Linked DNA regions of Homo sapiens: region 2 is linked to region 1. Evidence: read pairs that join two places in POLR2A ChIA-PET (ENCODE). Cell type or tissue: PC-9. All regions are shown on one strand. Links, peaks and the distances in the headings refer to the core of each region. The heading gives the core; the rest is flanking DNA.

The links. ChIA-PET counts read pairs that join two places held together with the same protein. Peaks named below come from ENCODE experiments on the same cell type or tissue, not always from the same donor. Only the 100,000 strongest peaks of a DNase experiment are listed, where the experiment ranks them.
Region 2: POLR2A ChIA-PET joins it to region 1 with 7 read pairs; 1 of 35 experiments calls an interaction of 5 or more read pairs at or near these places.

The regions. Positions count from the first base shown.
Region 1 is chr9:14,242,696-14,258,974 of GRCh38, forward strand. The region is part of intron 2 of NFIB (nuclear factor I B); the gene reads right to left. Among named protein-coding and RNA genes, the nearest start is that of NFIB, 63 kb to the right of the region's middle. RefSeq lists a silencer at 8,675-8,969. In PC-9, for the core only: no CTCF peak of the experiment used is centred there; DNase peaks (open chromatin) are centred at 8,766 and 9,216; H3K4me3 peaks cover 2,132 bases; H3K27ac peaks cover 4,542 bases.
Region 2 is chr9:12,853,734-12,870,012 of GRCh38, forward strand. No RefSeq gene overlaps it. Among named protein-coding and RNA genes, the nearest start is that of LURAP1L-AS1, 47 kb to the left of the region's middle. In PC-9, for the core only: no CTCF peak of the experiment used is centred there; a DNase peak (open chromatin) is centred at 6,288; H3K4me3 peaks cover 1,172 bases; H3K27ac peaks cover 2,362 bases.

The DNA.
Region 1 (16,279 bases), core at 6,242-11,241:
CATGCATGGGTATATGATCAACAAAGCAATTATTTTATATCAGTCAAAGACATTCAAATGTACCCTGGCTCCATAGGAATGCTTTAAAGAGTTCAGGTCTAGGGTTCAATTAAACCAAGATGGAGAGAAAAGAAAGTTTGGAAAGAAAAACAAATATTGAAATGGTTGTGATTTGAAATGTACTTTCACACACAGGCTAATGAATATATATGTACTGAAAATAACTTTGTTCTGAACATATGCCTATGCATTTTAAATAAATGATGCATGTTTGAAAGATAAGAGGGTTTACCAAATCTAAACACATCAAGATATATCTATATTAAACTGCATTTATTTGTACAGTATGTCGGTAAGGAAACAGCCCCCTGAAAGAAATCCAATAGTTATGTAAAGAGATAGCTGATTTAACCAAGTTTGAGAACATTTTAGTCATCAAGACTAGAGTTTAAAAATTTAAATGACATTCCTTCCCTCCCTCCTTAGAAAGACAGAATATATGAAAACCAATCACTTAATGAAAATTCCCAGAGGTTTCTTTATTGTTTTACTTCTAGCATATGAAGTGGAAAAAAGATAACTAATTATTTGAAAGAGAAGAAAAAGCAACTTATATTACCTTCTCAAAAAATATATAATATTCTGCATCATAAGGCATTTGAAGGTGGAGAAGCTGGCATGTGATTCCAAAACAAATCTGGATAAGTAAGAGAAATAAATCAGGTGGGCTGTCTTGACCATTTTCTTCTACCCCGATTCCTAAGTCCCTTGAGAATCTAGAAGAGGAGCAGGTTTGGGGGTGGAATTGTTTTGTTTTATTGTGTTTCATGAGGGAAGACAAACTGGAAATAAATGAGTTTTCAAGTCCAGCCAGAAAGTCAACCTATGGTTAGATTTACCTAATTGGGTATTTTTTAAAAAAAAAGTACAAAAACAAAAACCTGTGCTCATCCATTTTTTTATGGTATCTTATTGTATTTCATTTTTTTCTCAGCATTTTTCTTCGTAAAAGTTCGTCCTAAGAAATCCCAACCTCGTCTCAGATAGCCTAAAAGGCAGAAATGTTCATCCACTCAAAGACCAGGAAACCCTAAGCTGCATGACATCATGTGGGAGTAAAATGACTGAGTGAGCTCAAGCCAGGATCCTTGCTGCTGGAGGGTTTCCTGCACAAGGGCTAGCTGAAGCCACAGATATGGCTGCAACTGCATTAAAATGACATTGGTAGCAGAATTAAACTGTCTGGTTTCATGGAAATTACCGTATACTGTAGTTATCACGTGAGAATTAGCAATGCACTAAAATAGGACACACAAATCAGTACTATTATGTGGTAATACTAATCTATCATACGCAATAATTTTTCTTTCCTGAATTATATATGAAAACACATCCATAAGGGTGTAGCAATTATGAGCAAATATTTTCAAGAATGGCTATTGTGTATGTCTCTTTTAAGCATGCAACTCCACATAGAAGCACTAAACAAAGTAAGTGCTTAAAGATATTCAGGATTCTCTTTCCTATTTAAATAATCCTCTCTATTATATAAAAATTCAGTTTGTACAACATAAGCATAAGAAATTTGTAGAGGAAATGATAGGTCAGAATGGTTTTTAAATGACCTTATAGTAGAAAACAAAGTTAAAATATATACCATATACCAGTGCAGTCAGATATATTGGAGTCACTAATACATTCTGAATCTGCTGATTAAATGAGAGACATTCAAAATGAATGAAACTTACCCACATACTTTCTCATCCATGTAAGCAGGAAAGAATTACATTTCTTCTGAGCTAATGGGAATGAGTATAGTAAGCTTTACCGATAACTTTAATCTCCACAATCTCCATAGACAGATCCCCACCAAAAAATAAAATAACTGCTTAGTAACTTTGCAGCATATCAAAGTTCACAAACCATGCCCAGTTCCAATACTTATTAGCCGTTGGCCTTAGACAAATTACTGACCTCTCTGAATTTGAATTTGTATATCTATTTAAACAAAGATAATAGGCTCAAAGTTTGAAACAAATGGGATATGTAGAAAAAACATTGAGCAAAATGCCTGGAACACAATAAGTACTAAAAAAATAGTAAATACTATTATTGTTGTTCTTGCTACTGTTATTATTATTACACAGTACTTTCATGATAAAAGTCTCTGGCCATACATCAGCCTAGATTAGTGCAGCATGTGCCTAATTTCTCATCTCTGATTCCATGACATTGGGGTGTCCGGATTCTCCTCCTACTTATCTGACTTCTCACTATCATTCTCCTGTATTAACTCCAATTCTTCTAAAAGTCAGCATTCCCCTGGTTCTCTTTATCACCCTCTGCAACCTCAATCAAACTTTGGCTTCAAAGGTTTGGGATAACAACAGCTAAATTCAGACCTGTATTTTCATTTGCCTGTCAGACATCAACACTTGGGTCATGCCTACCCAACCTAGAAGAAAAAAACTGAACAACTCACCTCCAAACTCAGTGGTTCTTCCACTGCCTCTGTTAAGGAAACTAACATTTACCCAGGTGACGAAATTAGAAACATCACAGTCACACCCAACTCCTTCTCCCTACATCCATAATAATATGCCTCCTTCTTTCTATTCCTACCAGTACAAGCTTTCCTATGTCCTTCTTGCTGCTCTCCTGACTTTCACAGAAGTCTTAGCTTGGTTATGTTCAACAAACAAGAACACCTAAGATATGCCAAGCACCATATACTCTGAATGCAAACCAGGACAGAACAAAACAAAACAGAAAAAAAAAACCAACGGCAACAAAAAAAATGCAACCCTTTTGCTCTCAAGGTTCTTCAAGTAGTGGGAGAGATACGTAAACACATGATTATACTATAATGTCATACAAGCAATAATAAGTACACATGGCCGGGCTCAGTGGCTCACGACTGTAATCCCAGCACTTTGGGAGGCAAAGGCAGGTGGATTACTTGAGATCAGGAGTTCAAGACCAACCTGGCCAACATGGCAAAACCCCATTTCTACCAAAAATAGAAAAATCAGCAGGGCGTTGTAATGCACATCTGTAATCCCAGCTACTTGGGAGGCTGAGGCACGAGAATCGCTTGAACCCGGGAGGCAGACATTGCAGTGAGCCGAGATCGCACCACTGCACCCCAGCCTGGGTGACAGAGCGAGACTCTGTCTCGAAAAATGATAATAATAATAAGTACACATAAATTATAAAAGTGGGACAGAGGAGGGAGTGATTATTCCATCTAGACAGGTCAGAAATGAGTTTACTGTAAATATCCATCACTCTAGAGGAGTGTTTTGAAGAATGAACAGGAATGTGTGGTTGCACAAATGTGTGCAATGAACAGGAATGTGTGGTTTTCCTCTCTAATTCCTGAGAATTAGAGAGGAAAAGGCATTCTAGATATCAGGGACAGCGTGGGTTAGACTCTAAGCTCTCTAATCAACATGTTTACACTTAAAACTCGCCAGTCTAAAACCCAGACCTAATTTTAACACTTTCCCTTTTCCATAAGACCTTCAAGGGCTTTCCACTGCCTCTAGGATAAAATCCAATACCTTGCATTGGCAAGGCACTGGTATTCTAAACTCCGACCCATTAGATGGGAGGAAGCTCCCACTGCTCTCCACATCCCTTTGTCTTAGGTACAGGAAGTCACTACACCTTCATACAGGACTGTGCTCCAGCCAGCCACCAAAATGCCTCTCTGCCCTTCACCCTGCAAAATCCCATTTACCCTGGGATATCAAGTTTAATTTCACTCTGCTGAAGTCCTTCCTAATCAACCCTGCATTGTGTCCTCCTCTGAGCCTTCAGTCCCTTTGTTGATAGCTCTATTTCCACACATCTCATACATGGATTTGTAGAGTGAATGCCCATATGTTTGCCATATCATTTTTGAAGAGCTTTTGCTGTAAATGAGAACTTCAGTGAGTAATTTCCAATTACTTTCCCCCAAATTAACAGGCAAATATTAGGAAACATCCTATGCCAAACCCTCTTATTTGGTGCCACTGACAGTGCTAACAGGCTAGAGTGAAATATCAAGGTATATGTGTGGTTCACAGAAAACCACTAATATCACCCTGCTATTGACTGAACTGTGTCCCTGAAAATGCATATGCTGAAGACCCAATCCCCAGTGTAACTGCATTTGGAGACAGGGTCTTTATGGAAGTAATTAAGGTTAAATGAGGTCATAAAGTTGAAGGCCTGTTAAAACGGGTTTAGTATCCCTACAAAGAAGAGATGCCAATGTGCCTGATCTCTCTCTCTCTCTCTTGCTTTCTTTCACTATATCTCTCTCTCTCTCTGCTTTCTGAGACACAATAAGCAGGTGGCTGTCTGCAAACCACGAAGAGAGCCCTCACCAGAATCCAATGATGCTAATTCCCTGATCTCAGACTCCCAGCCTCCAGGACTGTGAGAAAAGAAATTTCTACCATTTAAGCCACCCAGTCTATGGTATTTTGTTATGACAACCCAAGCTGACTAGGACTTATACCATAGTCAAGAGAACTTGAACAGTCCACAATTAAGTGGTGAGACTGTCTCTGGTATGATGCACAATGTATTTAACTTTACAAACAGACTCATTAATCTCTCAAAAGCTTAACACTGTCACCATTTTACAGACAGATCCAGCTAATGGTTGGAGGCCTTCCATGCGCCATCCAATAATGCAGGGAGAGGCAGTGACCATGCCCAGAACAGGATTCTAAAGTCCTGCCTTTCAAATCCCTGACCTAGAAAAAAGGACTACTCCATTTCTCACAGGAAAATGTGCCAGTCATGGAGGCCTACATGGCACGTCTCTGCACTGCTCCAGGTCAGGAGGGCCATCTGACACTGCACAGGCACCACTGCAGGGCAAAAGGATGATCAAGCATCCAAAGGCCACCGCCACCACTGACTAGCTGAAAAACCATGAAAAAGTTATATAATTTCACTGGATATAAAATTAAAGCAAGATTTTAATACTTACCTTGTAGGGTCACTGTGAAGATCAGAAATAAAATACAGAAGTACATGGCCCACTGCTTGGCATACAGTCAAGACTCAGTAATTAGTGGGTACTCTGCATGCTTTGATGTCACCTCATTAACAGTTTCACTTCTACCTAAACTAAAAGCAGGAACAGGGTGTTCTTATTATTTTTTAAAATCTACAGTAGATATCTGCCCTGTTTGTTTAGGTGTTGTCTACACAGTATCTACTAATTTTTTCTTTTTTTCTTTTTTTTTTTTTTTGAGACAGGGTCTCTCCCTGTCACCCAGGCTGGAGTACAACGGCATAATCAAAGCTCACTGTAACTCTGAACTCCTGGACTCAAGCAATCCTCCTGCCTCAGTCTCCTGAGTAGCTGGGACTAAAGGCATGCACCACCATGCCCAGCTAACTTTTGAATTTTTTTGTAGAGATGGGGTCTCCCTATGTTGCCCAGGCTGGTCTTGAACTCCTGGCCTCAGCAATCCTCCCACCTCAGCTCTACTTCTTTCTTTCTTTCCTTCTTTCCTCCCTTCCTTCCATCCTAGCAATCCTCCCACCTAAACTGCCCTTCCTTCCTTCCCACCTAAACTGCCCTGCCCTCCCCTCTCCTCCACTCCCCTCCCCTCCCTTCCTTCCTTTCTTCCTTCCTTCCTTCCTGTAGCCTTGGTCTCCCAGGCTCAAGTGATCCTCCCACCTCAGCCTCCAGAGTAGCTGGGATTACAGGCATACACCACCATGTCGGACTAATCTTTTATTTTTTTGTGGGGATGGGATCTCACTATGTTGTCCAGGCTGGTCTCAAACTCTTGAACTCAAGCAGTCCTCCTGCCTTAGCCTCCCCAAATCCTGGGATTACAGGCATGAGCCACCACGCCCGGCCTCTATTACTTTTTGTTAGTAATAACAATAATTTTCCTCTGGGAAGCCACTCTTCCCCACTTTCTGAGATCATGTAGTTTGGGTGTCTCGTGATCCTCCTCTAGCTCCTCTCCAAGAACAGGCAGGAGACTTAAGCATAGCCAAAGAGAAGAAAGCACCAGTTCAGCAACAGGTTCAGGGGTAGTCCAAGGAGATCCAGCCCAGGAACGTCTGCAGGGACTAGTGAGGAAGGGAACATTTTCCTCCCCACTGGGTTTGCTTGGCTAATAGAATATAAGCCTTCACTGTGGAAAGAGACCCTCTTTGCCCGAGAAGTAAGGGAACAAAGAGAATGGCATAGGAAGAGAATCAGAGAAACATTCCCAGTTACATCATTTGAACACCTGAATCAAACTGTACCTGCAGATAAACTGGACTTTTAAATTACATCAGAGAATAATCTCCCTTTCTCACTTCAGTCTGTATAACTTCAGTTTCTTACACTTGCAATTAATATACAAACCAAATAGCAGCAAGAATTTGACACCTTTCAGTGACCAAAAGGACCACTGAAATAAGAACTTAGTGATAAGAAATACCTTTCATTAAATTCTCACTGTACGTCAACTAAATATTTCAAATTTAGTATTTCCAATTACATAAACTGAGGATGGGGGTAGATATTATTATCTCTGCTTTACTGATAAGCAAATTATGAGTCAAAGAGCTTAAACAAATTGCCCAAGTTTAAATAGTAAGTGGTGGAGATGAGATACTACCTAAGATTTAGCTTTTTTCTTTTCTTAAGTATTACCAAGAAATAGTATTACTCGGAAATCTCACATATTTATAAGATCCCTTTGTTTTATGCTCTTATAGCATCATGTGCCTTTTCACCAAATGATTCACCACAATTGTTCATTCTACTTTTTTTTAAGATTGCGTCTCACTGTTGCCTAGGCTAAAGTGCATTTTTGTGATCCTTTGATTTGGGAAATTGTTTTCTCCCATTATCTTATAAACTTCCTCAGTTTACGTCTATCATGATTATTGCATATCATTGTGCATTCACTGACAATAGTAGATACTTAGCAAGTACTGTAAAAAAATAGAAAGGAAGGAAGAGAGAGAGGGAGGGAGGGGAGAAGAAGAGAGGAAGGAAGGAGAGTAAAGGGAAAAGAAATGAGGAAGGAGGGAGAGGGCAGAAGAGAGAATGGAAAAGTGAGAGGGGAAGGTAATTCCACAACCCCTTCACCACCCTTAAGCCCTTTCTTGAGATAATTTAGGGCCTAGCAATAGACAGTGGTGACACTGTCCTCATGCAAAGGGATAAATAGAGGAATTCCGGAACAAGGCAGGAATATCATCATAAATGCCAAAGTCTTGTGGATACCATTTCTGACTCCCCCAAAACCCCACACAGTAGGAACAAACATGATAAAAAGTTTCACCTATTCCTAACTCCTTGTTCAAAACCCCTCGAGTCTCTTTCTTCTTTTCTTGATAAGTCTTAGGGTAACACACCAAGTTTTAAAACTCAGTTACAAATTTGCCCTTAACTGAGCATCTGAAAGGTTATCACGCAGGATTTTTAGCTCTAACAGGGAGGAGGGTCTTTTGAGTTTATGGCCTGTTGAGCACTTTTGTGCTGAGTCAAGGAAGATAAGAGGAGTGGGAAACAGGAAGAATCCATTAGACAGTGTCTGTGCATATAATATCTTTTTTTGTTTTCTTTATGTAAGTTCTCTGATGGACAATAATGTCCCCAGGTAGCTAATGTCACAAACCTCTTAAACATGAGAGAGAAATTGTACCATTTCTCAAAGGCAGCTTTTTGGAAGGGAAGATCAAAGAGGAGGCAGAATTAAAGCCTTAGCTCAAAAGGAAGACAGATTTCCAAAACTTCAGCTTTTGCCATTAAAACTTTCAGGTGTGTCCCAAGATAAATGATACATCATTGGCTACTACATCCCCACAGTGGCCTCACTACTACCTCAATTTGATTTTGTGAAGGAGTGCTGAAGCACTATCAAAGAACTTTGGTGTTCCCTTGCTTATGTCATAGTTACCTAGAGAAAAGAGAGTATGCCTTAGGAAATATTCCAGTTTAAAGCAACATTAAACATACCAAATTCATCACCGGGATTACAGTATATAGAATATTTTAAGTCAACCTGTATATCTCTGTCAATTATATTTTATTTTAACTATGTGAGAGAAGGAATAAAAGTTACTAAGGTATCACCTTTTCTAGTAAAAGATAACCAAATAAATCCATTGAGAAGTCACGTTTATTCAAAAGAATTGGTTTCTCTGGACTTATGACATTTGAGTATAGTACCTCCTTTCTTCTAGAATACTCTGAGTTAATAAAAGTTTTTTTGAAAATGAAATCCATGGGTATGTGTCATAATAAGTAAATACTAAATGCTTGTAGTTTTTCAGAGACTTTTCTTAGGTGATGTCTATTCCTGAAGTATGATCAGAATGCAACATCTAACATTTTACATAATTAAAGATTATAGTATTTTGTTTTAAAAAGCAAACTAGAAACCTCAAGAAAAACCTATCCACTGGCATTCCTTTGAAACATACATACAAAGAACTTTACGGTGTTTTTCCTTGCCTTTGGGTGTTTGTTTTACAAGAGAGGAACTCCAGGTGCAATCACTGAATGAGGAATTAGAACCTCCCTCCAAGCTTTCATCTGATTGCATACCAACACATAACGAAGGACATGATATATTTACAGTAGCTAAAGAGTTAATCTTTAGCAACTCTGCTTAAAAATCCTAATGGCAGACTGCCCATCATTCTTTTAGACAGAGCTTGTCAGAAAAACTAGGGCAGCTTGTCCAGCTCAGCAGTCAACTGATTACTAGTGAACTCAATGGGGCTCCCAGCCAACCCCTGAGATTGCTGCCAGCCCCTTGGGTATTCAAAGGCCAAGTTCCAATGTGGTTTACTTTGCCAGAATCACATGATGTCAGTGCTATTTTCTCCTGACCAGAATAACCAGTCATTCAGGTTACTGCAAGTGGTATCGGTGAACTAGGCATCACTTCACTGTTAGAGGTCACATACACACCAAGGCTCTGCTCCTTCTCACCACGGCCGAGGGGCCACTGGAGCCTCCTGCAGGAGGTCAGCTAATCCCAGTTTGTCAGTTCCAGCCACCCAAATCCTGCACGGGCATCCTGCACACCGCAGTCTGCTCCAAGGACCAGGAATTACACAGGCGTGCTGCACATGGCACACTTAGAGAACAAAACAAACAGGTCCAACTTTTATAAAGAACAAGCTGGAGAGGAAAACAACAGAAAACTGGTTTTGGCTTTCACTTATATTATATTACTCGAGGTTTAGTAGGCAAGCCACACAAATTCTGTGGGATTTAGTCACCGTTATCCACCTATGCCCACATTCTTTGCATGGTAGTAAGACATTAATTAATTTTTACATCTATCAGGAGATTTTTCAGTTGCTACAGGATTTGCAAGGGTACATGCATGTAAGGAGTAGCCAGTTTTTAAAACTGTGATTACCCTTATCTTTCGGTGAGAGAAAGTATTTCACTCCCTAATGCAGAGAATTAAAAAACAAGATCCACTTTTTAATCTTTCTTCCTCCAGAAGAAAATACAAACATCAGGAATAGCAAACGGGCTGATATGGCTGGTGGACTCTGTTTTCAAAGTCTTGAACATATTTCCCAATGCCTTAAAAACCTTGAAATATTTTTAATATTCCTCATTACTTCTATGGCACTTTGCATTTATTTATATGAATTCATTTTAAAAACTCACTTTAAAGAGACTAAATCTTTAAAATATGACATTTAAAAATACTGTAGATTTTCTATATCATTATATTTATAGTTTTTCATCCTTTCTTTTTTCTGTCAGTAAAGTAATAAAGTTTTAACTGCTGAGAAATAATGGGCAGCAAGGTAAAGAAGTGTCATGATTTTTAAACATTTGTATTTGTTAAAAAAAACAGAAACTGCTTCAGTTATAATATGTAAAAGAAAAAGAACTGTAATGACTGCAGTAACTACTATTACGTAAAAGACAATACATGTTTCAGAAATAATAGAGTCAATGAACTATCTGTTACTACTGGATACATCCTTATTAATATTACCTTGGGGAAACCTCTAAGCAAAGTGAGAACAAGATCACGAGAACAGGCGTCTTAAGATCTACTGATGCAGCTTTACATGTTCCTGCCATACAACTTTGTGGAGGAAAAAAAAATAATGTCTTTCCATCTCCTGCAGCAAAATATTGCACCCATGACGGTCACCCGTATTAAACTCAGGTAAACTTCTACAAGAAGTCCATCTGTCAAGGAAATTGTACAGTAAGAAAAGACTGGTGATGGATGCATGGAAGGAAGGAAAGGAGGGAGGAAGGAAGGAAGGGAGGGAGGGAGGGAGGGAAGGCAGGTTGGTTTCTACAAAGAAAAAAAAGACCAAAAACAATTATTTTTACATCAATGCTTCATAATTTTCATTCATTCCATCCATGAAGAAAGTTTAAGCAGATCTGCAACAACTTCAAAGCCAATGTTATCATGTTTTTCAATCAAAATCAGGTGCTACAGTTAGTGTTCCCTGATGGTTACAGCTCATCTTTGACTATTCAACATGTCTTTTGTCCTGGTCTTTTATTTCCTTCTCAGATGCATCATATCCTACTGCTAACATAACATCTTTAACGAACTAACAAATGTTTGAAAGAAAGAGACTTGCTAGATACAAGTTCTCTGGTGCAAAGGGACTGAGTGGTCACCACCAATTAGATTATAGCGGGATAATTTCACAGTTCTCGAGATGATTGTTTCAAGGAAGGCTGGAAATGTACAGAGGCAGAATAGCCTGGAAGTGTGTGGTTTTCTCTAAGCAGACCAAAACAGCCCACAAAACTCCCAGAAGGAAAAAAGCAAGTGAGATTTCGATCCTTTGGCAATGAAGAAATAATGCACAAATAAAATGTTTTAGCCTAGCACAGGGGCTCACACCTGTTAGTCCCAACTACTTGGGTGGCTGAGGCGGGAGGATTGCTTAAGCTCAGGAGTTAGGGACCACTCTGGGCAATACAGTGAGACCCCATTTCCAAAAATAATTTTTTAATAAAAAAAAGAAAAAAATGTTTAAAATGAAGTTGTCAGAAATACTCTTTTGAGACTACGTAATAACCTGGGTGCTGCCTCTAGGTATCTTTGCGGAATTGTTACAGTAAGTAAAACTCTCTCAAGCCAACATTCATGGCTCTCCATGAAGTAATCTCTATTTATTTTTTTCACGTGGCCTCCAGCACATCATGGGTCTTGTATTCCAGCTACACTGGATAACTTCTTGTACATTTTCCTGCCCTTTGACTTTTGCTCATGCTGTTCCCCTGGTCTAAATGCCTCCCCAGCACTTGACAAAACCCGTCTTTTAAAGTCAGTTAAAAACATAATTTCTCAGGCCAGTCATGGTAGCTCATGCCCGTAATCCCAGCACTTTGGGAGGCTGAGGCAAGCAGATAACTTGAGGCCAGTAGTTTGAGACTAGCCTGGCCAACATAGCAAAACCCCATTCTAGTAAAAGTACAAAAATTAGCCAGGCATGATGGCACACACCTGTAGTCCCAGCTACTCAAGTGGCTGAGGCATAAGAATCGCTTGAACCTGGGAGGTAGAGGTTGCAGCGAGCCATGATCACACCACTGCACTCCAGCCTGGGCAACAGAGTGACACTGTCTCAAAAAAAACAAAACAAAACAAAACAAAACAAAACAGCATTTCTCCATAAGATGCTCCCTCCACCCCTAGAACCAGATATGAGCTCCTCCACTGCATCTCAGTAGCTTCACATTTATACAGTACTTCTCTTAAACACTGACTTGATATGGGCTTGCGTTACTTACTGATCTTATCCCTCCACCAGACATAAGCACATAAGCATGGAGACACGCATCTTCAGGGATGTGCACTCAATAATCGTTTGCTGATTTGAAGTGAAATGATGAGGCTAATTTATTTTACAGTACTCCCGTGCACTGGTTCTCTAATAGCTGCTCAAAGGCCCTCCACTGATCCAAAAGCCCATCTGCTATAATATTAGTGTTAATAATGATACATAGGTTCCTGAGATAAATAATTTAATTATCACATGCTTATTAGGGTCTCACCAAGAGCAGAGCCATTTACCTCTTTATTTGAATAAGACTTCTGAAAAATGCTTTGTAGTTGGGATTCTGTGTGTGTGTGAATCTATGCATGTGCATATATGTGCATTTACAAGCAAGGTCTAGAGGCCTAAATAATAATAATGATCTTTTGCTCCTCTTCAGTGAACTTCAGACAAGTACCTTAAAGCTACAAGCTTTAAAGTATTAGCTTATGAAAGCGCCAACCATGCTTCCAAATTTCAAAACAAAATAACCTTCGCTAAGTCAGGAAGATCACTTGAGGATGGGAATTCACCACCAGCCTGGGCAACATAGCAAGACCCCATCTCTTCAAAATAAAAATAAAAATAGCCAGGTGTGGTGGCGCATACCTGTAGTCCCAGTTTCTTGGGAGGCTAAAGTTGGAGAATCACTTGAGCCCAGGAGTTCGAGGCTGCAGTGAGCTATGATCACACCACTGAACTCCAACAAGGATGACAAAGTGAAACCCTGACTCAAAAAAAGAAAGAAAGAAAGAAAAAAGAAACTTGGCTGAACCATGAGGAGTTAACACTTGGACATTTTTTGATTCTGCAACTGTAAAAGAATCTTGCTGAATTTGTTGAACTTGTGTCTCTAACAGATTACTGACATTTCCTTAATGTAAGATCACCTGGGGATTAAATCTCAACTGTAGCACATATCAATGACTGTGAGCATCTGACTTTACCTTGTTTTACAATTCTCATGAAATGGATGTATGGTCAATGACTGAGGGGATGATAAACTTTATATTAACCAAACATGATATAAAAATCCAGGGCATACTGATGACCAGATATGGGCTGGTAAGAATTAGTTCTAATATAACATGGACATGGACATGCTTCAGTTTATATAAATTGCTCTATAGGTAGTGACAGATTAACCCTCCTAACATCCTTAAAAAAAGATAATAAAAGTTATTATTCACTTTTATTGATGAAATACTTGGAGTGTTTAGACTCTCACAAGGTCACTATAAATAACCTTTTAACAATCCAGCTCACTGATGAGTCTTGGTGTGTTTTGTGAAGCACTCAACTGACTGTGAGAATCACATATAAGAGAAATGATCAAATAGCCTGAATGCCTTTGGAAAACATTGAATTCAACTCTGTCCTGCTCCAGAATCCACACACTATGCTAGCATAGTATTACTGAAGCGCAAAACACCATGCTAGCATAGTATTAGTGAAATACAAAACACTGTACTCAAGGCACCTAGTTTAAATCCACCACCTATTAGCTGTGTGATCTTGAGAAGTCCCTTAATTCTCCCTCATGTGCAAAGGGAAGCTACCAATGGTGCCTGCCCCACAGGGCTATTATGAGTATAAAAATGAGACATTTTATGCAGCTTCTGTTTTACCAAAAATATTCATTTTGACCCACTTTTTCTAGAAGCCTCTCCCTCTAACAATATTCATATGTAAAACCAACAAAAACACTAATCAAATTCCAGAGAGATTGAATTTCAGGGTGAGGGAGGTCTTACTGCATTTTTGCCTTAATAATCTCAGTTTCATCTTTCATTCCATACCAAAACATGGTTACAGGGAAACTATGTTCTAAGAAAAAAAATTATTAATTATATACCCATTCTGCACATTTAGAAATAAATAATTTTCCAAAAACTTTTACCTAGACAAGAACCCCTCCTTACAAACAGAAGTTTTCTCTTTAGACCAATTTCACTGCTAACCATAAAGAAGAAAACATATAAGTAGGATGAGATAGAAGAAAAATCAGAAAGCAGAGAAAGACTAATTAGAAGATAGAGAAAAAAAGGAAGAGGAGTGAAATATAATATTCATATTCTAGCTGCCAATCCACTAACTTCCAAAAAGGAAAGTGAATATGCCAGACCATTAAAATATTTCAGCAACACTAGCTTGTTTGGCAGTCAGAGTCTCAGAACCATGAGAATCACAGTTACTTAATCACTGTGAGCTCATAAAACTGGACCCAAAGTGACAAGACCATTGGGTGAGAAGGGTGAGAGGGAGCTGAGCAGGGTGATCTGCTCCAACAATGCACCAGTTCCAGAGGTCCTCTGCAGAACTTGAAGAGACAGCACAGCATCCTGAGGCCGTTAACTTCCTGACTCCTGCCTTTGAAATAGAACCAGGAACTGAGCTTCCATGGCCTAGTTTGACCTGGCTTTGTCACTACCCCAGTTCTGATGAGATTATGATCTGCTACCCTAGAACTAAGCAGAGGTGAGAGCCAAGATGCCTTTCTATGGCCTAGAGCACAAGAAGGGCCCACATAGTAACAAAAACACTGTCACTTTTATGGATTAGGCAGTATTGCCTAAAGGTTTAGCACCCAAGGCTTTAAAGCCAGACTGTCCTGGTTCTAAATCTGACTTTGACACCTACTAACTGTTTAACCTTGGTTAAGTTGGTTAACACAGAGGCTCAGGTTCCTCACCTATAAAATGAGGGGAAGTACGAGGTTACTCTGAATATTAAATGAGATACACATATATAAAACTGAGTATAGTCCTAGAACATGGTGCACACAAGGTGACAGCTGTGCCTTATTACAGCTACTGCACAGCTGAAAAAAACTGTGAAACACTGAAAGTCACTCTTCTACAAGCTGGATATTAGACTGTGAATTCCCCAGGACCAGCAAAACCCAGCATTCCCAATGCCTAGCTCAGTGCTGAATGAACAAGAGAGAAAACCTCAAAAATCTTTCAGTAATAGAAAGATAATTCTGGACAGGTGCAGTGGCTCACACCTGTAATGCCAGCACTTTGGGAGGCCAAGGTGGGTGGATCACCTGAGTCGGGAGTTTGAGACCAGCCTGGCCAACGTGGCGAAACCCTGTCTCTTCTAAAAATACAAAAAATTAGCCGGGCATGGTTGCGGGCACCTGTAATCCCAGCTACTTGGGAGGCTGAGGCAGGAGAATCGCTTGAACCCGGGGGACAGAGGTTGTGGTGTGCCAAGATCGCTTCACAGCACTTTAGCCTGAGCGACAGAGCGAGACTCCATCTCAAAAAAGAAAAAAAACGAAAGAAAGAAACATAATTCTAAGACTAAGACCAATAATGTGCCAGCTATGGTTTCCTTGTCATTGAATTTATTAATATAAGTAGGCAGAATTATTTGTTATCATGCTAAAGAAAAAATGAGATTTTTTTTTAACGGACAAGGTTTTCTTAAAGCATCATATCAGTATCTCAGTATCTCCTATAAATAGATTTTGTTTAAATAATACAATTTACTAAACTGTCTGAGCAGTGTGGACTTCCCCCATATTTATGTTTTTAGTGGCTGTAGCTGTTGTGGTGGTCAAACATTGAGTGTTCTTTTATGAACATAGTTAGCATAAAAGAACCTTTTGATGACTCGTATTAGAACATGAATTTAATAGAAGCAAAGGTACTGCTTATCATCACTGAGAACATTCATTCAGATCTACCACAGTTTTATAACTGCTCTGATCTAACAGAGCAATTTATTCCAACATGCAATTTAACCAATAGGCTGTTTAACCTTGGATACTTATTAGTAAGGGAACAATGCTTTCAGGATTATGCTGAATAATTCAGCCCTTCCAGTCAAAGAACTTTTGCTGGTGGGTGAGAACAGCATGTTGTCTAAGTATCTGAGAACATTTCTACACATCTGGAGTATGTGGCCCTGTGCTGCCTTTCCAGGCCTGCTCTCCCAGCCAGAACTTCTTCTGCCATGGGGCAAGACAGTGGAATAGAACTATCTTATAAACTTTTTTGAACAAAGACAGATGATGTTGCACTACTACATTCCCTGTGAATTCTTTCTGCTGCTGCCAACTTATAGTATTTTTAAGTTTGCTCCTAGGTGTTTTACAGTAGAAGCCATTCCAAATAAGATTTTGCTGAAGGTTCAGCATGAACTATGCAACTACTCTGAGAAATAATCCCATTATTTCAACTGTTTACTTTTCCATTATACCCCATTTCCAAAATACGTGCTTTTAAAAGTTTTACATCCTCTCTTCATAAATCAAGTTAGTAAGGATGTCATTCCTTTTTAAAGCATGTTGCATAGAAACATTATAAAAACAAAATACATAAACACACATGTATACGTGCACACAACACACTTGCTCAACTTGAAACTGAGCCCCAGGACTAACAAACACACAGTCCAGGGCTCTGGTTACTATGCCTTCTTTCTAGGATCTGGCTTCATTTGGAGGCTCATATCCCATACCAGTGCTCCTCAAACC
Region 2 (16,279 bases), core at 4,324-9,323, 1.4 Mb before region 1:
AGTTATATTACTCTCCTGCTACCTACTATATTACTTGTGGAGTCTTAGATAATCTTTAATGGAACATCAAACTGGCACATTAACTTGATGATATCCTACTTATTTGAGTTGGTGAGCAGGAATGACAAATACATGATATGCTTTAGTAAGATATATGTATGTTAGAGGATTACAAATAGACTCCATGAATCCTCAGGAGTCTGCCACATTTGTAAAGCTTTTCTGGGTCCAGTGGCCCAGGGTCTATTGAGTAAAGAATGTGGTTGCACCTTAAATCTCATACCAAGAAGAAAAAGACAAAGCAGTTATATACTGTTTAAATTTAGGAGGCCACATATATTACTTGTGCTGAAACCCATTTATTTGGAGACTTAAAAGACTACTAATTTTGAATGGTAGTCTGAGTAAAAGAGAAATCTATAGCAAGTCCAGACTGCTGTAGGGAATGTTGGTCTTGCCATTTGAACCATAGACTGGTTAATAAAGTGGATGTCGATGGTGAATAAGTGTGCTGTGTGGAGTCTCTGTCAAACCCTAATGAAAGATGCACAGTGTAGACCCCTAGGATTTTGGAACAAAACCTTCTTGACAAAATGTACTCTCTGCTTCATAGTTCCTAAGTACCTGGACATTCATAGAGTCTAAATGAGTAATTGTGGTTTACAAAGTGACTATGCAACTGAAACTGCCCATCATAAACTAAGATTTATCAGATCTGGGTCAAAGTACAGGGTATGTTGCACTATGAACAGGTTTTAGGTTCTATGATACAAATTGTATTTTGGGGATCGGGCCTGAGCAGTTTCAGAGAGCATAAGTAACAGGTGATTGGATTCTTGTATCAATTACCCTTATCACACTGACAACTTGACTTCAACTGACACTGGTGGCCATATGGGAATTTTGTTTTGTTTTGTATTGTATTGTTTCTGTAGATGGAAACTCAGTATGTCGCGTGGCTGGACTCAAACTCCTGGGTTCAAAAGATCCAATCACCTCAGCCTCCTAAGTAGCTGGGAACTACAGGTTAATGCTACCACACCTGACTTGGATGGGCAATTTTTATAATTAACAGTATCAGAGAAGAAATGAACCTGAGTCTGGTTCATGGATGAATTGGCACAATATGTTAGTGCTGAAAATTAAATTGCTACCATGTTGAAACCTTGTGGAAGGTGGTGCTAAGAAACCATGCTGAGCTGTGAGCCATCAGGTTTTAGATGAGCCGGTGTGTATGTGAAGGGAGAAGTGGTTGGAGGCCGAACTAGAAGCAAAGACTTCCAGGCAGTGACAAAGGTTTTGGATTGTTGGTAAAGGGCCAGGAAGGAAAAAATATTGAGAAATTGATACAAGAAAATATGAGAATACCAGGAGCTCTGAGTTGTGCAAAATGTTTACTATATTACACCCAAGAGGGACTTCAGGTTTTCTCAGCCCCAACTGCCTCTTGTTCCAGCTGCCACTGTGGTGCAGATGTGTGTGTTCCGACGAACCTTAGGTAGGTGCAAGCTGACAGTTTCGTGCCTATACTTGCCCCTTCCACCTCCTATTTGGGACTTTCCTGTTGAAGCCAAGGCTTAAGATACAATCAGACCCCACTGTGCCCCATTTTGTACCTAAGCACACACAATGCAGAAATGTGGGAGAATGTATATCCTGTGGTGAACTGGCGAGCAAAAGTGCAGCCACTGTATAAATGTTCTTCTTTTTTTCCCAGAGATGAAATGTGCTAATATAGGGGTTATGAAATTTCCTAGAGGATGGGCCCCAAGACCATGTAATCTTATTGTCAGCCAGCTTAATATCGTGTCTCTGTATTAGCGTTTTCCCTTCCTTGCTTTTATTTCCTTTGCCCCCTAGATTATAATACAAGCTAAAGTCCCAGGCTCTTCTTTCTGAAAAACCTATGGTAAGGCACATGGGAAAATCATCATGGTATAAAGTTATGTGAAAAAAAACAAGATACGAAATTCTATATTAGAATGATTCCAGTTTTATATAATTGATGTCTAGAAAGAAGTATTAAGAATAATATATTGAAAGTTAGAGCATTGACAAGTATTACTACAGGGAAGCAGGACTAAAAATATTTACTTATTTATTTATTTTTACATTCTCTGGTTCCCAAATTTCTTACAGTGAACATGCGTGCTTTCAAAACCTGAAAAAAATTTCTATGGGAGAAACTGTCAGTAGATTTCTGCAACAAAAAGGGCATAGTCATGGTAAGGTACACAGCAAACCAAATGTCATGGGAAACAAGTATGGAAATCAAAACCAAGAAAATCCAAGGTCAAAATGTCAGAAGCTAACCAAGGGATAAGGCTAAGGGATAAGAGAAGATAAGGAGTTTGGTCCTGTATAGTTTACAGTGGCTGTCTTATTTGGAGGACTGGGTCCCTTCTGATATATTGCCTGTTGCATGAAACCTACCATCTGGGTGAACACCTAACAGAGGTATGGTATGATAAATATATGTTCTAATTAAAAATTAGACAGTACCTGTGACTGTAAGTGGAGGACAATCATGTAGGCTATGGAACAGAATATTTAAAATCTGAAAAAGTCTCAGAAAGTATAGACTACAGAAGAAACTAATTTTATTAAGGGAAATTATAGGTATAATTAGATGAAACATAGTATTACAGTAATATCTGTTACAGGACCACAACTTAGGAAGGCAAATGCATTTAAAAAAAAAGTTCAAGATTTGGGGATACAAGGAACTAGGACATGGGTAAAACTGTTCTTGTTGGGCATAAGAACAAGGAACTTGCTTGTTGCTTAGAGAAGGGGGTGGGTTGTGAGGGGTTAGGTGGCAGAGATAAGATGAGAATGAGTGAGGGGGCAGATGGATGAAGGCAGGAAGTATTAAATGATTCTTTCTTTTAATCTACAAGTCTTCGATCAAGTTTTCAGAACCCTGTAATTCTCTGTGGGACTTTTAGAACAATGAAAAAGAGCTGGGTTAAGGAACCAGCTGAGTTTGTTGCAAAGCACTGAAAGATGCAGGAATGCAGAAGGAGAGAGAGTAGAGATTCGCAAAGATGAAAGAGGGCCTGTGGGCTGTCACAGGAGGTAGGGCTGGGGCTAGAGACAAGCATACCAAGATCTCTGGGTCTATTAACTTCATGGGGGATGGGGGCTGGTTGCAGAACTCATGACAGGAAGGTCATGCAAAGCCAAAGTAAGTTTGGGATACGCAGGGGTCAGGACGAGGAAAATCAGCCTGCGTTAATAGTCAGGAAACAACATAAGAAAACTAGGTCTCAGAAAAGATGCTGCCTTATGAGAAATAAGGTTACTTATTTCTCCTCATGTTTCCTGTCACCCCCTGCCAGATTTGTAAAGTAGAGCCAAAAATGTACAGCAGCCATCTCAGAAGAATTTCCTACCACAATTTATTTTAAAAAATAAAGCTAGCCTGGGTACAGTGGCTGATGCCTGTAATCCCAGCACTTTTGGAAGCCAAGACAAGCGGCTCACCTGAGGTCAGGAGTTCAAGACCAGCCTCACCAAAATGGCAAAACCACATCTCAACTAAACACACAAAAAATAGCCGAGTGTAGTGGTGTGTACCTGTATTCCCAGCTACTTGGGAGGCTGAGGCAGGAGAATCGCTTGAACTTGGGAGGCAGAGGCTGCAGTGAGCCGAAATGTCACCACTGCACTCCAGCCTGGGTGACAGAGTGAGACCCTGTCTCAAAAAAGGGAAGGAAGGAAGGAAGGAAGGAAGGAAGGCAGGCACCAGTAAATGAAGTTAAGCAAGTCATTATAACTTGGAAGTTTATTAAAATTTATCAAATTTAAATAATAAACACTAGGTGAAAGAGATGATAATTTTACCCACAAAATCAGATAAGACCACAGAATCTTTATATTTCTACTTTTTACATTCCGTCAGTGATGTCAATTTGACTAATCCAAAAGATGAAATAATTCTAGAGGAAGAAAAGAGACATGGTGATGTTTGTTAGACACACAGCTAATAGGGATAAGGAGAAAGGGACTGAGAAAAATAAGAAGCATGGCCAAGCACGGTGACTCATGCCTGTAATCTCAGCACTTAGGGAGACCAAGGTGGGTGGATCATTTAAGATTAGGAGTTCGAGACCAGCCTGGCCAACATGGTGAAACCTTGTCTCTGCTAAAAATACAAAAATTAGCCGGGCGTGGTAATGCACAGCTATAGTCCCAGCTACTTGGGAGGCTAATGTGGGAGAATTGCTTGAACCTGGGAGGTGGCAGTTTCAGTGAACCGAGATCGTGCCACTGCACTCCATCCAGCCTGGGCGACAGAGCAAGACTCCATCTCAAAAAAAAAAAAAAAAAAGACACCAGATCAAATTAAAGAGGAGCAGGGCCAGCTTCCCAGATATGTGACAGGTCCAGTCGTACAGGGCCCCACACTTAGAAAGATTCCAGGTTTGGCTATAGGCCCTACTATCAGGGTCTTGAAACTCTTAGTAATTTGTTAATAAGGGGTCTCCACTTTCATTTTCCACTGGGCCCCACAAGTTATATAGTCAGTCCCAAGGCTGAGTTCAAATGGAAAGGAACAAATTTTTTTTAAATTTCTGTTAAAATTAAAGAAATTGGAAGTCATATGAGCATTACACAGCAGTTGCTTGATGAATATGTGAAATATTCAGTTGAAAGGGATGGGTAGAAACTAGGCAGTACAGATTATTAGACCCTGTTTCATTGTCATTAACCTCATGCAAAGTGGGGCCTCTTTGTGGCATCCCCTTGAGTTCTCTAGGCCCTATGGCATGGAGAAAAGCTAAACAAATATGCAAGTTTGATAAGGGGAATAAACGTCAACACTCACATTGGAAAAGTACACAAGAATGTGCAGGCATCGAGAGGTGATGCTTTGACCCAAATGATGAGGCCTGGGACACCTATAGGACACTGGAATCCGCCACTTGGAGGAGAATAGGAGAGGGAGGAACCACACAATAAATTGAAGTGCCTTTACACCCTGTAATACTAATAAATTAAAATGCCAAAAATCCAACCTGAAATAAATCTACCTCATGCAAATTTTCCTTGAAAATGTGATTATGTGAGAGTATTTTATTCTAGGCACTATGCTAGACTCTGGAAATTTAGTGGTAAAATAGACAGACCATGGTGTCTATTTTTTTTTAATTTTTAATTTTTTTAGAGATAGGGTTTTGTTCTGTTGCCTAGGCTGGAGTGCAGTGGTGTGCTCATAGCTCACTCTACCTTCTAAGTCCTGGGCTCAAGTACTCCTCCCCTTTCAGCTACCCGGGTAGCTAGGACTATAGATGTACATTATCATGCTTAGCTTTTTTAAAAGAAATTGTATAGATACTAGATTTCACTGTGTTGTCCAGGCTTGTCTCAAACTCCTGGGCTCAAGTGTTCCTCCCACCTCAGCCTCCCAAAGTGCTGGGATTACAAGTGTGAGCCGCCATGCCTGGCCATGGTGCCAGTTCTAAGACAGTCTACAGCCTAGCAAGTCAAGGCACATGAGTAACAGTATTGTTAATATTATGCTTTGAAGAAAATACAATGTTATGAAAATTTACACGTTAGAAGCCTAACCTAATATGAAGGAGAGGATTCAGAGCCTTGCTGAAGAAATAGCATTTAATTTAACATTTGCATGAATAGGGGTCAGCCGTGTTCGGAGTAAAGGATCTTAAAGGAACATTTTAGGCATATGAGCACTATAGTGTTATGGAAAATTACATGAGGTCTACAGTCCCCAGGGCAGAGAATTTTGCTTTTCTTTTGTTCTCCACTGTGCCCTACCATCTAAGACAGTGCTGGGCACACAGTAGATGCTCAATAAGTATTTATTGGATGAATGAATTAATGAATCATATGTTCTAGGAAAGCACTAAAGTTTGAAAAACTCTAAACCAAAGGGGTCATGATAGAAACAACCCTACAAGGAGTAAACAGACTGTAGGAAATAACAAGTAGAAGTGAAAATAAATTCAGAAAATTGTGTAGAAGGCATCACTACTCAAGGTCTGAATCAGCTTGAATCATTCCTTTTCGGAATCTCAATCCTGAGTCCAGGAGGATGGCAATCCTCCGGCCATACATAAAGGAAGTCTACGGTTTAAAAAGTTGCATAACCTACACATATTTTATGCAACTCTAAGTAATGAAAAACCCTTTATAGAAACCCGCTCAACTTTAGTAATTCCATCTACCTTTGAGTAAACTTTATCATGCATTGCCTATGAGTAGTTAAGGCTTAGATAGAAATGCTTCTCTTTCATTTTTGTTTTTTTTTGTTTTTCGGTCTAAGATAGGCTGACCACTGATCAAGATGAGGGTTTTTATTGCCTAATTCTTAAATCAGTTTACTGGATTGTTTGACTTGGCCAGAAATATAAAGCTTAACACAGACTCACTGTGGTGTGTGATTCAGGACTTGCCTCCCTTTTCTTTTCTATGATTCCATTGTCTCTACCACAGAGTTGCCACACCCAAAGAGTCAATTTCCTGCAAGAGTGACTTCAGTCCTTGCAGTAGAAAGAAAAAGAAAATTGGAACCTTACTTAAATTATTGTTTGCTCTTTCAGACTTTATAATCACCTAAAAGAGAACTTTCTCTTTTCACTGGCTAATCTTTCTGTCTCTACATGAACACAGTATAATTGAAAATATTTGTTAATTAGTATGCTTTGCTTTTCACATGTAATAAATCACAAAAACCAGTAGGATCTATTTAAAAATCACAATATCTTTTAATCATTTCCTTGATGAAGCCCATTATATGTATAATGAATAGAGCAAAAGCTCTTAAAGGCAATAATTATGTCTTACACAGTTTTTAACTATTTTAAATTCATTTCAATATGCCTAGTACACATCTATTTCCTATTTACAGCCCATTTTCTCATTAAACTATTATTAAAATATATTTTTATTTATCATTTATGTTGTACCAGACTTGAACAATCACATTTACATTACCATTATCTCATTGATTAAAGAAGTCAATACATATAAAGTTTTAAAAACAGTGCTGGGCACAGAGTAAGCACTGAATAAATGTTGGCTACTGTTTTCTCATTTAATCTTGACACCTCTAACAGTATCTGACAAGGTAGGTCTTATTATCCCATACCACACATGAGGATACAGTGCTTGGTGAGATAAAGTATCAGGTGACTTGCCCACAGTGATCCAGGTTCATACCCTCTCATGCAACCACTTCTCATTGTACATGATTTTAGAATATTCTTGGAATACACAAAAACCTGAACCTAGTTCAGAATTGTGGCATAATGTAGAGTCCATGTGGGTAGAAGACTATTGATTCTTTTTCTGTGGAGAAGTGAAGTAGACCAGCAGAGTAAGGAGCATGGGATGCAAAGGCTGCTGTAAAGGCAAAGAAGAATCCAGCCTTTTGTGTATGTGGCCTGTCCCACAGCATAAACCACCTGAGAGGGCTTATTCCTCCAGCACATGTACATTGCGCTGGCTCTGTACAAGGAGCTGTATTGGCACTGGGCAATCAGGCAACAGCAAGTAAGTCAGAAGCAATAACTATGCTCATGAAGCTAACAGACTAATAGTAAAATATTATCCAAGACAAACAGATAAAATAACTGCAAAGTGTGATAAATACTATGAAGAAAGCAAACAGGATTCTGGGATAGAGACTTGGTTACAACTTTAGCTGTTCAGGAAGCAGTCTTTGTAGTTTTCCTATTTTCAAATTAACTATTAAAATATAATCAATGATACTCACAGCCACTAAACATACATCATAAATAAGTGGAGATTGTCCCTTGAGTTCAAAAATATTTTAAAATTATTATTAAAAATCCATTAATTCTGCCCAGGTGCAGTGGCTCACACATGTACTCCCAGCACTTTGGGAGGCTGAGGTGGGTGGATCACTTGAACTCAGGAGTTACAGACCAGCCTGGCCAACATGGTGAAACCCTGTCTCCACTAAAAATACAAAAATTAGCTGGGTGTGGTGGTGCACACCTGTAATCCCAGCTACTCAGGAGGCTGGGTCAGGAGAATCTGAATGATTAAAAACCAAAAACCATATAATCTTAATGGAGTCAGAAAAAAATCCATAAAATGTGACATCTCTACATGACAAAAACTCAGCAATATTTTAACAAGTTCTCTTAACCAAAGGATATTCACAGAACTATCTAGAATAGCAGTCCTCCCACTTTAATTTGCATGAGAATCACCTGGAGGGTTTATTGAAACACTGATTGCTGGGACCCTCCTCTTTTCCCCAGAGTTTCTAATTCAGTAGGTCTGGGGTGATGCTCAAGCCTTTCCATTACTAACAAATTCCCAGGTGATACTGATACTGCTGGTCCAGAGCAATTCTTTGCGAACTATTGACTCAAACTCTTAATTGTAAAGTATTAATATGCAAGAATTTATGTTGAGGTCAGGATCAAAATAAGAATTTCCACTTCTATTTTATCACTCCTAGACCCCTAGACCCTATATCAATGAAGATAAATGTAAGAATGTTCAATATAGTAATGACAGCAATAGCAAACAAAATGAAATAATTTGTTTCCTTCAAAGAGGTATGGATAAGTTGTGGAAAAATTATATCATGAACAATCTACAACTATCCACTAAATATCTGTACTAACATAGACATATGTTGTTAAGTGGAAAATATCAAACTGCAAAATGAGGACATTTGTGAAGGTTTTGAAAACCTATAAATTAAGGCAACATAGTTAATACAACACATTTAAGGTAACAAAGCTATGGCGATCGGGGCTAGAAGGCTACCCATTAACTTTGGAATAGTGGTACCATTCAGGAGATGAGAGGGGAAACAGAGCTCCCTTCTGAAATCCCAGTACAGCTCCTTACAAAGTTTGCATATTCAACCAGTTCACCATGAATGCATGTCAGTGAAGGCTCATGCAGATAAATAAATAATGTTTTCTCCTTTATGATGATGGTGATTTGACAAACTTTTTGAAAGATCTCAACTGTTTTCTCTGAAAAGTTTCTTTGGGAAAATGTGATGAAGCAGAACCATGCCATAACCACTAATGTTGGCAAGTTGCCTTGATTAAAATTGTTACCATATTGTGATAAACTTCTGGTAGTTGTGTTCATCCAATTGCAAGAAAATGTTATTCCCTTAAAGGAAATATTTGGTTTCACCAGCCTATAAACCTGTATTAGTTATTCTAAGTCACTGGTTCAAACTGAAACCTAGTACCTGGTTCATAATAATCAACTGCAGATAAATCAGTTGACTCACCATCATTTGGCTGTCCTCTGTAAGAGGCACCATTAATATTAAAATACTCAGTAGCACCTGCTTAACATGTTTTCCTTCATACGAGATTTCCAGTTTCTTTGTAAGTTTGCCAAGTGTTTTCAAATGAGCCCCCTGGGAAAATGACCTATCAGTAATTTTTTTTCTGCATTTTCTCAGGCTGATAGGAGAGCAGCTCTTTGATCATGTTGAGGGTTGCGCTTCTTAGCTTTCTAAGAACAGAGAAACCTTATGCTTGTGCAGCTAGGCAGAGCTTTGTGCCAGCCCTGGATATTTTTATGTCTTACATAAACCTAAAAGCTAAACCCATGGACCGCAGTTTGGAGGAATAGAGAGTGTCTCAATATTTTAACTAAAATTATGCTAAGCTCTTCTTTTCAATTTTATCTTTTGAAATGCCAGTAATTTGCTCTTTTTCATTATTTTTTCCTCAACTAAATCCTCTTCCTTTCCTACCCAATTCCTCCTCTCACACCCTGTCTCAAACTAACAGAAAATGATTATAGTTCTTTCACAGATAAATATTTTGTTTCCATGATCTGTAATAACATCTGATAATATATGAGTAATTATTTTCAATAAACTAAAATAAAAGTAATCTTTCTTTTTCTTTCTATCTTGAAGTAGTGGGAGGAAAAATACTATTTGGAAGCGTCATGCCCTAAAATAGTGGAAAGCTTTAGAGGGATGGGTTTCACATCAGGAAATCTAGGGAGGAAAAATCTCTTCCTCTGGGATGGTGTTAGGTTTCTTTTTCCAGAGAGGGCAAAAGTTCCACTAATTAAGATAAAAGCAAAACCCAGATGCCTGTAACAGCAGTAAAGTTCATTTCATTTTCTCTTAGGCCAGAAAAGAAATCTGCCAAATTAACTCTAAATTTTATTTGGTCAGATTTAATTTTCTGATTGAATTTCCCTCTCTTTTCAGTATCTTTGCATTTAGAAATAAAGCATGTTCAATTTGTAAAAAAATGTTTGTTTAATTGTTTGACTCTGGTTCTTCATAATTTCATTGTGAATTGGTTTCCCTACCTGCAAAGTGTGGCTGTTTTTACCATAGAGACTGCTTATAAAGCTCATCTCCTGGGAGGACAAGAGCTGGTTTAGGAGTTTTAGGAGGTAACTGAAATGTGATCATCAGGATGAAAGGACAGTGAGCTCTGTGGGATTTGGGATAAGCAAGTATACTCACAAAAGCATTTTTATTTCTTAAAAAAAAATTATTAATGTGCCAGACAAACAACACATCTTTGACAGCACCTGAATAATAGTTTGCAGCCCCCTTAGTAATAAAAGAATGAGCTCTGGTTTGAGACCACCTGAAAGCTGGAAATTAATTCAAAGTGCAGGTTTGACCTAGTACTCAAGTAATTTAGGAAAGTTAGTTACATTCTTTAAGTCTCTATTTCCCCAGTTGATAACATTGTACCATAATGTTTCCACATTGAAGCACAATTATAATAATAGCAAATCCCCCCTATGGTGCTTGTAAAATGAACAATATCATGCACACAAATATGCTTTACACAGAGTTTGGCATATCCTATTTCCTCGATAAATGTTATTTGTTATCATCATCTCATGAGAACTTTTTTGTACACAACAATGTCCTATACAGAGTTAAAGAGTGTTTGGTTTGTTTTACTATATTTAGCTGCATAATATTTAAATAATAAATTACAAATAGCAAATCAAATAAAAAGTTTAGATAAGTCAATCACTTCCAGAGTGGAGTTGGAGAGACAGTATTTTAACTGATAATAATTTTACATGCAGATAAATGTTGATTGCAATTTTTTTTACTTTTTAAAAAGTTATTATACTTTAAGTTCTGGGATACATGTGCAGAATGTGCAGGTTTGTTACATAGGTATACATATGCCATGGTGGTTTTCTGCACTCATCAACCAGTCATCCACATTAGGTATTTCTCCTAATGCTATCCCTCCCCAGCCTCCCACCTGCTGACAGGCCCCAGTGTGCGATGTTCCCCTCCCTGTGTCCATGTGTTCTCATTGTTCAGCTCCCACTTTTGAGTAAGAACATGCAGTGTTTGGTTTTCTGTTCCTGTGTTAGGTTGCTGAGAATGATGGTTTCCAGCTTCATGCATGTCCCTGCAAAGGAAATGAACCAATCCTTTTTTATGGCTGCATAGTATTTCATGGTGTATATGTGCCACATTTTCTTTACCCAGTCTATCATTGATGGGCATTTTGGTTGGTTCCAAGACTTTTCGATTGTGAATAGTGCTGCAATAAACATACGTGTGCATGTGTCTTTATAGTAGAATGACTTATAATCCTTTGGGTATATGCCCAGTAATGGGATTGCTGGGTCAAATGGTATTTCCGGTTCTAGATCCTTGAGGAATCACCATACTGTCTTCCACAATCATTTAACTAATTTACATTCCCACCAACAGTGTAAAAGCATTCCTATTTCTCCACATCCTCTCCAGCATCTGTTGTTTCCTGACTTTTTAATGATCGCCATTCTAACTGGCGTAAGATGGTATCTCTTTGTGGTTTTGATTTCCATTTCTCTAATGACCAGTGATGACAAGCTTTTTTTCATGTTTATTGGCCACATAAATGTCTTGTTTTGAGAAATGTCTGTTCATATCCTTCGCTCACTTTTTGATGAGGTGATTTGTTTTTTTTTCCTTGTAAATTTGTTTAAGTTCCTTGTAGATTGTGGATATTAGCCCTTTGTCAGATGGATAGATTGCAACAATTGTCTCTCATTCTGTAGGTTGCCTGTTCACTCTGATGGTAGTTTCTTTTGCCGTGCAGAAGCTCTTTAGTTTAATTAGATCCCATTTGTCAATTTTGGCCTTTGTTGCCATTGCTTTTGGTGTTTTAATCATGAAAACTTGCCCATGCCTCTGTCCTGAATGGTATTGCCTAGGTTTTCTTCCGGGGTTTTTATGGTTTTAGGTCTTAACGTTTAAGTCTTTAATCCATCTTGAGTTAATTTTTGTGTAAGGTGTAAGGAAGGGGTCCAGTTTCAGTTTTCTGCAGATGGGTAGCCAGTTTTCCCAACACCATTTATTAAAAAGGGAATCCTTTCTCCATTGCTTGTTTTTGTCAGGTTTGCCAAAGACCAGATGGTTGTAGATATGTGGTATTATTTCTGAGGACTCTGCTCTGTTCAATTGGTCTATATGTCTATCTGGGTACCAGTACCATGCTGTATGGTTACTGCAGCCTTGTTAGTATAGTTTGAAGTCAGGTAACGTGATGCCTCCAGCCTTGATCATTTTGCAGAGGATTATCTTAGCTATACAAGCTCTTTTTTAGTTCCGTAAGAAATTTAAAGTAGTTTTTTTCTAATTCTGTGAAGAAACTCAATGGTAGCTTGATGGGGATAGCATTGAATCTATAAATTACTTTTGGCGAAATGGCCATTTTCACAATACTGATTCTTCCTTTCCATGTGCATGGAATGTTTTTCCATTTGTTTGTGTCCTCTCTTACTTCCTTGAGCAGTGGTTTATAGTGCTCCTTGAAGAGGTCTTTCACATCCCTTGTAAGTTGTATTCCTAGGTGTTTTATTCCCTTTGAAGCAATTGGGAATGGGAGTTCACTCATGATTTCGCTCTCTGTTTGTCTATTATTGGTGTATAGCAATGTTTGTGATTTCTGCACATTGGTTTTTTACCCTGAGACTTTGCTGAATTTGCTTATCAGCTTAAGGAGATTTGGGGCTGAGACAATGGGGTTTTCCAAATATACAATCATGTCATCTGCAAACAGAGACAATTTGACTTCCTCTCTTATGATTAGAATACCCTTTATTTCTTTCTATTGCCTAATTTCCCTGGCCAGAACTTCCAACACTACGTTGAATAGGAGTGGTGAGAGAGGGCATCCTTGTCTTGTGCTGGTTTTCAAAGGGAATGCTTCCAGCTTTTGCCCATTCAGTGTGATATTGGCTGTGGGTTTGTCATAAATAGCTCTTATTATTTTGAGATACATTCCATTGATATCTAGTTTATTGAGAGTTTTTAGCATGAAGTGGTGTTGAATTTTATCAAAGGCCTTTTCTGCATCTATTGAGATAATCATGTAGTTTTTGTCATTGGTTCTGTTTATGTGATGGATTACGTTTATTGATTTGCATATGTTGAAACAGCCTTGCATCCCAGGGATGAAGCCGACCTGATCATGGTGGATAAGCTTTCTGATGTGCTGCTGGGTTTGGTTTGCCAGTATTCTATTGATGATTTTCGTATCGATGTTCATCAGGGTTATTGGCCTGAAATTTTCTTTTTTTGTTGTATCTTTGACAGGTTTTGGTATCAGGATGATGCTGGCCTCATAAAATGAGTTAGAGAGGAGTCTCTCTTTTTCTATTGTTTGGAATAGTTTCAGAAGGAATCCTAGCAGCTCCTCTTTGTACCTCGGGTAGAATTCTGCTGTGAATGTCTGGTCCTGGGCCTTTTTTGGTTGGTAGGCTATTAATTACTGTCTTAATTTCAGAACTTGTTATTGGTCTATTCAGGGATTTGACTTCTTCCCGGTTTAGTCTTTGGAGGGTGTATGTGTCTAGAAATTCATCCATTTCTTCTAGATTTCCTAGTTTATTTGCATAGAGGTGTTTATAGTATTCTCTGATGGTAATGTGTATTTTTGTGGGATCAGTGATGATATCCCCTTTATCATTTTTTATTGTGTCTATTTGATTCTTCTCTCTTTTCTTCTTTATTAGTCTAGCTAGCAGTCTATCTATTTTGCTAATCTTTTCAAAAAACCAGCTCCTGGATTCATTGTTTTTTTTTGAAGGGTTTTTTGTGTCTCTATCTCATTCATTTCTGCTCTGATCTTAGTTATTTCTTGTCTTCTGCTAGCTTTTGAATTTGTTTGCTCTTGTTTCTCTAGTTCTTTTAATTGTGATGTTACGGTGTCAATTTTAGATCTTTCCCACTTTCTCCTGTGGACATTTAGTGCTATAAATTTCCCTCTAAACACTGCTTTAGCTGTGACCCAGAGATTCTGGTAAATTGCATCTTTATTCTCATTGGTTTCAAATAACTTGTTTATTTCTGCCTTAATTTCGTTATTTACCCAGGAGCGGTTTGTTCAGTTTCCATGTCGTTGTGCAGTTTTGAGTGAGTTACTTAATCCTGAGTTCTGATTTGATTGCACTGTGGTCTGAGAGACTGTTTGTTATGATTTCTGTTCTTTTGCATTTGCTGAGGAATCTTTTATTTCCAATTATGTGGTCAATTTTAGAATAAGTGCAATGTGGCGTTGAGAAGAATGCACATTCTATTAATTTGGGGTGGAGAGTTCTCTAGATGTCTATTAGGTCCACTTGGTCCAGAGCTGAGTTCAAATCCTGAATATCCTTTTTAATTTTCTGTCTTGTTGATCTGTCTAATATTGACAGTGGAGTGTTAAAGTGTCCCATTATTATTGTGTGGGCGTCCAAGTCTCTTTGTATTTCCCTAAGAACTTGCTTTATGAATCTGAGTGCTCCTGTAATGGGTGCATATATATTTAGGATAGTTAGCTCTTCTTGTTGCATTGATCCCTTTACCATTATGCAATGCCCTTCTTTGTCTTTTTTATCTTTGTTGGTTTAAAGTCTGTTTTATCAGAGACTACAAGTGCAACCCCTGCTTTATTTTGCTTAGCACGTATTCCTCTATCTCTTTATTTTGAGCCTATGTGTGTCTTTGCACGTGAGATGGATCTCCTGAATACAACACACCGATAGGTCTTGACTCTTTATCTAATTTGCCAGTCTGTGTCTTTTAATTGGGGCATTTAGCCCATTTACATTTAAGGTTAATATCGTTATGTGTGAATTTGATCCCGTCATTATGATGCTAGCTGGTTATTTTGATGCAGTTAGTTGATGCAGTTTCTTCAGAGTGTCGATGGTCTTTACAATTTGGTATGTGTTTGCAGTGACTGGTACTGTTTTTTCCTTTCCATATTTAGTGTTTCCTTCAGGAGCTCTTGTAAAGCAGGCCTGGTGGTGACAAAATCTCTCAGCATTTGCTTCTCTGTAAAGGATTTTATTTCTCCTTTGGTTATGAAGCTTAGTTTGGCTGGATATGAAATTCTGAGTTGAAAATTCTTTTCTTAAGAATGTTGAATATTGGCCCCTACTCTCCTCTGGCTTGTAGGGGTTCCTGCACAGAGAGCCGCTGTTAGTCTGATGGGCTTCCCTTTGTGGGTAACCTGACCTTTCTCTCTGGCTGCCCTTAACATTTTTTCCTCATTTCAACCTTGGTGAATCTGACGATTATATGTCTTGGGGTTGCTCTTCTCGAGGGGTATCTTTGTGTTGTTCTCTTTAATTTCTGAATTTGTATGTTGGCCTGTCTTGCTAGGTTGGGGAAGTTCTCCTGGATAATATCTTGAAGAGTGTTTTCCAACATGGTTCCATTCTCCCCATCACTTTCAGGTAAACCAATGGAACGTAGGTTTGGTCTTTTCACATACACCCATATTTCTTGGGGGCTTTGTTCCTTTTCACTCTTTTTTCTCTAATCTTGTCTTTTCACTTTATTTCATTATGTTGATCTTCAATCTCTGATATCCTTTCTTCTACTTGATCAATTCAGCATTGATACTTGTGTATGTTTCACGAAGTTCTTGTGCTGTGTTTTTTAGCTACATCAGGTCATTTATGTTCTTCTCTAAACTGGTTATTCTAGTTAGTAATTCCTCTAACCTTTTTTCAAGGTTCTTAGCTTCCTTGCATTGGGTTAGAACACGCTCATTTAGCTCGGAGGAGTTTGTTATTACCCACCTTCTGATTGCATTATTGAATGAAATATATCCTTGTTCTTGTGAATTTTATCAATGGAAAAGTATTCCATTGTAGCACAAATAATCTCAAAATTGTAATAGAAATATTCATGTGGATTCACATGGATTAACTTGTATAAAATATAAATAACTCAGTTTGAATATTGGCCATCTCTGCATTTTCGTGTTGTATGTTTTATGGTTTTTAAATTTTCCTTTTTTTTTTTCTATTTTTGGAT